Regions from separate parts of the Homo sapiens genome. Here region 2 is linked to region 1. A link is a contact called in ENCODE Hi-C or POLR2A ChIA-PET data. All regions are on one chromosome and are shown on one strand. Each heading gives the region's core, a stretch centred on a gene start or an enhancer-like site at or near the end of the contact. The rest is flanking DNA. Distances are from core to core; before and after follow the strand shown.

What was found. Hi-C counts contacts between places; a loop is a spot of excess contacts on that map. ChIA-PET counts read pairs that join two places held with the same protein, here RNA polymerase II (POLR2A). Pooled maps may share reads with other maps.
Region 2: a map of naive thymus-derived CD4-positive, alpha-beta T cell shows a loop between it and region 1 (6-fold over the local background). The contact joins two enhancer-like sites. A Hi-C loop is called at or near these places in 8 of 168 maps with a recorded cell type or tissue (CD14-positive monocyte, CD8-positive, alpha-beta T cell, Right ventricle myocardium superior and 5 more), 3 of 37 single-sample maps with no recorded cell type and 13 of 50 pooled maps. POLR2A ChIA-PET finds 5 or more read pairs at or near these places in 12 of 52 experiments (B cell, CD4-positive, alpha-beta memory T cell, CD8-positive, alpha-beta memory T cell and 9 more).

Annotation. Positions count from the first base shown.
Region 1 is chr6:144,304,338-144,307,429 of GRCh38, forward strand. The region is part of intron 2 of UTRN (utrophin); the gene reads left to right. Among named protein-coding and RNA genes, the nearest start is that of UTRN, 21 kb to the left of the region's middle. RefSeq lists an enhancer at 1,752-1,871. Within about 2 kb of position 1,739, at least 3 of the 41 ENCODE cell types and tissues checked have a DNase peak (open chromatin) inside an H3K27ac peak, as active enhancers do; they include CD8-positive, alpha-beta T cell and natural killer cell, where a contact is called at or near this core.
Region 2 is chr6:144,348,662-144,351,434 of GRCh38, forward strand. The region is part of intron 2 of UTRN (utrophin); the gene reads left to right. Among named protein-coding and RNA genes, the nearest start is that of SNORA98, 56 kb to the right of the region's middle. RefSeq lists an enhancer at 518-627. Within about 2 kb of position 1,335, at least 16 of the 41 ENCODE cell types and tissues checked have a DNase peak (open chromatin) inside an H3K27ac peak, as active enhancers do; they include CD8-positive, alpha-beta T cell and natural killer cell, where a contact is called at or near this core.

The sequences.
Region 1 (3,092 bases), core at 489-2,988:
AGTACTTTGTTGCCTTGCCTCTACAACATGTTAGGCTTGTGGATTGGCGCATGGTGAATAAGACACAGTTCCAGTTGTCGACTGTCTGTCACCTAGAGAGGGCAGGTACACAGGAATTTAAGAAAACAGATTAAACAGGCAGTTACACAGTTGTAAAAGTAAAAACAGCACAGATTGCTGTGTGAGCTCACGGGAGTGGTACCTGACATCCCAGGGCTTCAAGGAAGGCATCTTGGAAGAGTGGATATCTAAGCTGAGATCTGAAAGAATGAGTGGGGATGTGGGGAGGCTGTTAAGACAGAGGGAGTTGATGACAAGAGGTTTGGAGGTGAGAATTGTGAGGTTTTCAATATGGCTAAAGCAGGATGCTGGAGAATGAAGCTGAGAAGAGTGTTATAAGCCATCTTTAGGAGTTTGAGTTGTATCCTAAGCATAATGGTGAATCTTTGAAAGGGCTTTAAAATTAAAAAAATTTATATTTATATATTTATCATTTTTAAAATTCTGAAGTATTCAATCTAAAAAAATGTACAGGAAATGATATATCAGATATGCTCGTGCCCTCATTTGAAATTTATCAGCTGTTAATGTTTTGACTTTTTTTTTTTTTTGAAATGGAGTTTCACTCTTGTTGCCCAGGCTGGAGTGCAATGGCGCGATCTCGGCTCACTACAATCTCCCCTTCCTGGGTTCAAACAATTCTTGTGCCTCAGCCACCCGAATAGCTGAGATTACAGGCATATACCATCATGCCCAGCTAATTTTTTTTGTATGTTTTGTAGAGACATGGTTTCACCATGTTGGCCAGGCTGGTAATGTTTTGACGTATTTGATTTAGGTTGTATTTTAAAGAGCTAATTATGTCAGCATAGATAAATCTTAAAAACAATTTGACTACAAACAAAAATCAGGTTGCACAATGTATTGAATGGTACTGTATATAAAGCTCATATACCTGCAGAAATTGCCCTGCAGTGTTTATGTATTCATATTATAAATATATAGCAAAATACAAAAATTTTTATGGAAATTATAAACACTAGATTTCTTTAGAGATAGTGAGAGAGGAGGTTCTTCAGTTTTATCTATAATATTTAATTCCTCAATGAAAATAGAAATAGAATCTTAAATTAATATGAAATAATGCTGATTTGTGAACTGAGTGATGACTGTCTTAAGCCCAGTTCCTTGGAAGTAGGATTTGAGACAGAGATTTGTGTGCACTTGAGAACAATTCCTGTTAATGAAAGAAATGAGGGAAGAAGGACTGGGCCAGGGAAAAGCTGAAGTGTAGTTGAGTTACAGCAGGGCCACCATTGGATCCATAGGGAATGCTGGTGCTGGGATGGCCCTTCAGAGATTTCCCAACTTGAGGCAATGTGTTGAGCCTGGGGACCTTTGCCTTGACCAGTAGGCTTTTGGCTGACCCTGGGAAGGAGGTGAGGTGAAAATCTGGGCAAGGTAACTTGGCCAAGGGCAGTTCCTGGACGGATGCTCAGCTATGAGCCCTCAGCTGCTGGGGGAATGAATTTGTGCATTGCCTTGCCTGAAAGGCAGATCTGGATAGGAGATTCACTGCAGTCATGGACCTTGTACCATTTTCTTTTGCCTATTATTGTCTATTTCTATGTCTGAAAGATATGACATATTAAATAAAAAAAGCTTCCAATTTCTAGGAGCAGTATTCACCGAACTACTTCCCTGACACATACATACCTCACACCCTGCACACACCACACACCACAAACCGTAGCTGTAATATCAGGTTACATACTTTCTGTTTTATTTTCCCTTTTCTCTGTGTTTTTGGTTACTTGAGATGGCCTCCTCTCTCTCACTCCTGGTTTGGGAAGGCCTTGCTTCCTCTGAAAGCTTGTGAGCAGAGGGCTGATCTGATCAGATTTGCTCTTCTGAGTGGTGCTCTAGAAGCCACGTGGAGCATGGATGGTGTGGGGTGTGTGCTGGATGAGGCAAGCCTGGGGTTCTGGAGGACCTTTGGGTGGCTGTCACAGTTAGAGGATAAGAGGTATTGAAGCCAAAACTGAGATTGAGGTAGCTGGGAAGGAGGAGAGGGGAGAGTTTAGAAGCTTTAGGTAGGAGGCAGACCTGATAGGACATGGTGGTGGTCTTCAGATGATGGGTGGTGGATGGGATGGAGAGAGAAGCCTGGTTTTTGACTTTAACACTCGCAAATGAAGCCTTTCTTTCTAGGTTTTGTGGAGAGGGCAGTGCATAAGGGGATAGTAAGTGAAGTTCTAGATTGAGTTTTGAGGTGCCTGGAGATATCTGGGAAAAATATGTAATATATATATTTCTCTTACATGTATGAGACTGGCTTGGGCTGGGGTCTGCCCTTGAAAACTGGCAGCTGGAGTCTTGAGTACTTTCCTGAGTCATTTTTTGAGCTCTTTGCAAGATAATGTTAAAAATTCAAGAGGCCGGGTGTGGTGGATCATGCCTGGAATCCCAGCACTTTGAAAGGCCGAGGCGGGCGGATCACCTGAGGTCAGGAGTTCAAGACCAGCCTGGCCAACATAGTGAAACCCTACCTCTACTAAAAATACAAAAAAAAAAAAAATTACCTGGGCATGGGGTCGCGCACCTGTAGTCCCAGCTACTCAGGAGGCTAAGGCATGGGAATAATTTGAACCTGGGAGGTGGAGGCTGCGGTGAGTCAATATCACATCACTGCACTCCAGCCTGGGTGGCAGAGTGTGACTCTGTTGAAAAAAAAAAAAATCAAGAACTGTTGCATATTTTATTTATCTTTGTATTTTCTGAGATATTTTTGACTGACCCTAAAATGAGCATCTGGATGGTAGATGACGGCAGCGGAAGATGAAGAATTAAGAAGTGGTTTTTGATTTGTAATATTTTTTAGTAGATATTATTAGTTGATGCCGCAGTTGTTGACTGTATTTATCTCCCAAGGGCATAGGAAGCCCCCTTGCAGATATTACTCTACCTAGCCTGACTGGGTGTTTGGGGAGGGAGAGAAGAGGTTAACAATAAATCCTGCAATATGTGCAGAAGTTTTTACACTTGTGTTTCTGCATATTTTCTTAGAAAAAGGGTCCACAGTTTTCATTATA
Region 2 (2,773 bases), core at 85-2,584, 44 kb after region 1:
CGGTGGCTCATGCCTGTAATCCCAGCACTTTGGGAGGCCGAGGCGGGCAGATCACCTGAAGTCGGGAGTTCAAGACCAGCCTGACCAACATGGAGAAACCCTGTCTCTATTAAAAATACAAAATGAGCCGGGCCTAGTGGCGCATGCCTGTAAACCCAGCTACTAGGGAGGCTGAGGCAGGAGAATTGCTTGAACCTAGGAGGCAGAGGTTGTGGTGAGCAGAGGTTGCGCCATTGCACTCTAGCCTGGGCAACAAGAGCGAAACTCCATCTCAAAAAAAAACAAAAACAAAAGAAAAGAATCTTGGGTGGAGAAAATGAGAAATGGGATTAACATGGTACTGAGCAGTTCTTTTTTTTTTGTTTTGAGACGGAGTCTCGCTCTGTCGCCCAGGCTGGAGCGCGTGATGGGATCTCGGCTCACTGCAAGCTCCTCCTCCCGGGTTCACGCCATTCTCCTGCCTCAGCCTTCCGAGTAGCTGGGACTACAGGCGCCCGCCATCACGCCCGGCTAATTTTTTGTATTTTTAGTAGAGACGGGGTTTCCCCGTGTTAGCCAGGATGGTCTGGATCTCCTGACCTCGTGATCCGCCCGCCTCAGCCTCCCAAAGTGCTGGGATTACAGGCATGAGCCACGGCGCCTGGCCCTGAGCAGTTCTTTAAGGGATGAGACTTGGCCCTCAAGATCTGGGTTTCCATTACCCCTGCCATCGTCAGGGTAAGTCACTGAACCTCTGAGAAGGGGACTCCCAACCAGGAGGATCACAGGATCTCCCAACCAGGGAGGATGCCCCGGGAGAGTGTGGTCAGGATTCATGATGTTACACATTTTAAAGTTCTTTGCAAGCTATAGTAATAGTTCCAGGTAAATAAATGGAATAATAAATTCTGTAAAAATTATAAAAACCTAGTCTGTTGATAATGGGCTCTTTTAGGTAGAGTCTAGGGTAGGAAATCAAACATTATATTCATCATGGTACTTGAAATATATTTAAGCTGAAGCTGTGCACTCCATCATGTTTTTGATATATTTTTCCTTGGCATTACTTGAAAGGCATGCTCATGAAACTGGATTTGGATCTGTTTCATGTTTTCACTTGCGTTCTCTGACCCCTACTTAGAGGGCACCAGGTGCTTCCTATTCTAACCGTTTGCAAATTCAAGACTTGGTTGGAGGGCCATTCAGGGGACTGGTGTGGGGTTAGATAGGATCTGGACACAGCGACTCCCTCGCTCCTGCTCCAGTATTTTGACCTTAATTTGAACAGTTCAATGAACTGGCAACTGAAGTCGTTTTTTCCCACTGAACTAGACCTTTCATTGTTTTGCAGAGGAAGATGACTCATAGCCAGGTTCTACCATTGTGCTAAAGTGAAATTTTAGTCTAGGACTAAAGGAACACAGGCCAAACTTTCTGTCTGAGCTGCAGAGTATTGAAACTTAGATTGTGAGCTGGGCAGGAATTCCTGTGGCCCTCTGTGTGGAGTTGCTCTCAAGGAAAAGGAGCATTTAAATACGTTTTTGACTCCAAATTTAATTTTTAGTAATATAGTTCAAATGTCCTTTAAAATATCTTAAGTAATCAGACTGTTTTCTAAAAAAAAAAAAAATGTAATGCAAAATGAAAATTCTACAAAGTAGAAAACTGTCATTTCCTTCCTCTCTCCAAAACCATTGTTAATAGTTTCGTTTCTTCTGCTACCCTTGTTTTCTATGAATGTAAAAATGTATGCCTCTATGGGTGAGCATGGCTTTTCTTTTTTGAACCAAAATTGAAACCATCCTGATTTAGTGGCATCCCACTTAAAACATTATTAAAAACTACCTGTGTACATGTATCTTCGCTTACTTGGGCAATTGCTGGGGCAAATATGCTTTTACTGTTAAATCGTCATCTACAACAGATGACATGTAGAGAGATGAAATGTAGTCTATAGTTGTTTGAACTTGCATTTCTTTTTTTGTGGAACTGAACTTCTCTGCATATGTTTATTGGCTCTTTGGACAAATTCGTCAGTGATTTGGCTTTTCATGCATTGCTCATTTTCTTTTGTTGCTTGGATCCCTGACTTTTATACTCTTAATGATTCCAAGGGAAATTCCTACAAAATGGCAGATTTGGGAGGACTTATTTGAATTTCTTTTGAGTTCTAAAATGGTTAACTGCTACCTTAAAAGATAGATATTATTTTCAGATATCTAGGACAGAGGTTTGAGTCTTTGGACTTAGATTCTATAGTATTTTCTTTCTTTTTTTGGCTGATATGGAAGACGTCATCATCCCAAACTGTGCTGAGACTAGTAGTTATTTAGATACACTATTTTATTACATTTTCGTATACTGATAAATTATTTCCATATGGATGGTAAGTCCCAGATTTATTTATGAAAAAAACCATTTTTTATATATTTTATGGAACATGGAGTTAGCAGAAAGATGCTGTGGAGTTAGGCTTAAAATTAAGCCCTAACTATTCTGCCTCCTGTTTTGGGGCTGTTGTCAGTCTTTAAAGGTACATCTTTGTAAAATTTTTTGAACATAACTTGACAGATTGCAAGAAGGATTATAATAAATGGTGTCTGTTTGTGTTAGAGTATTTCAAGTCAGTACAGGAAAAAATACATTTAGATGCTAAGTGAAGATAAGACATTAGTTTAAATGAGGCCCCGTATGCACCATCATATTGAAAATTTACCAGTGTGTCCTCGTCCTTCAATTTAGATTCGTTAGTGATTTTTCACATCAAAGCATTGAAGCTGTAATTCTATGTTGG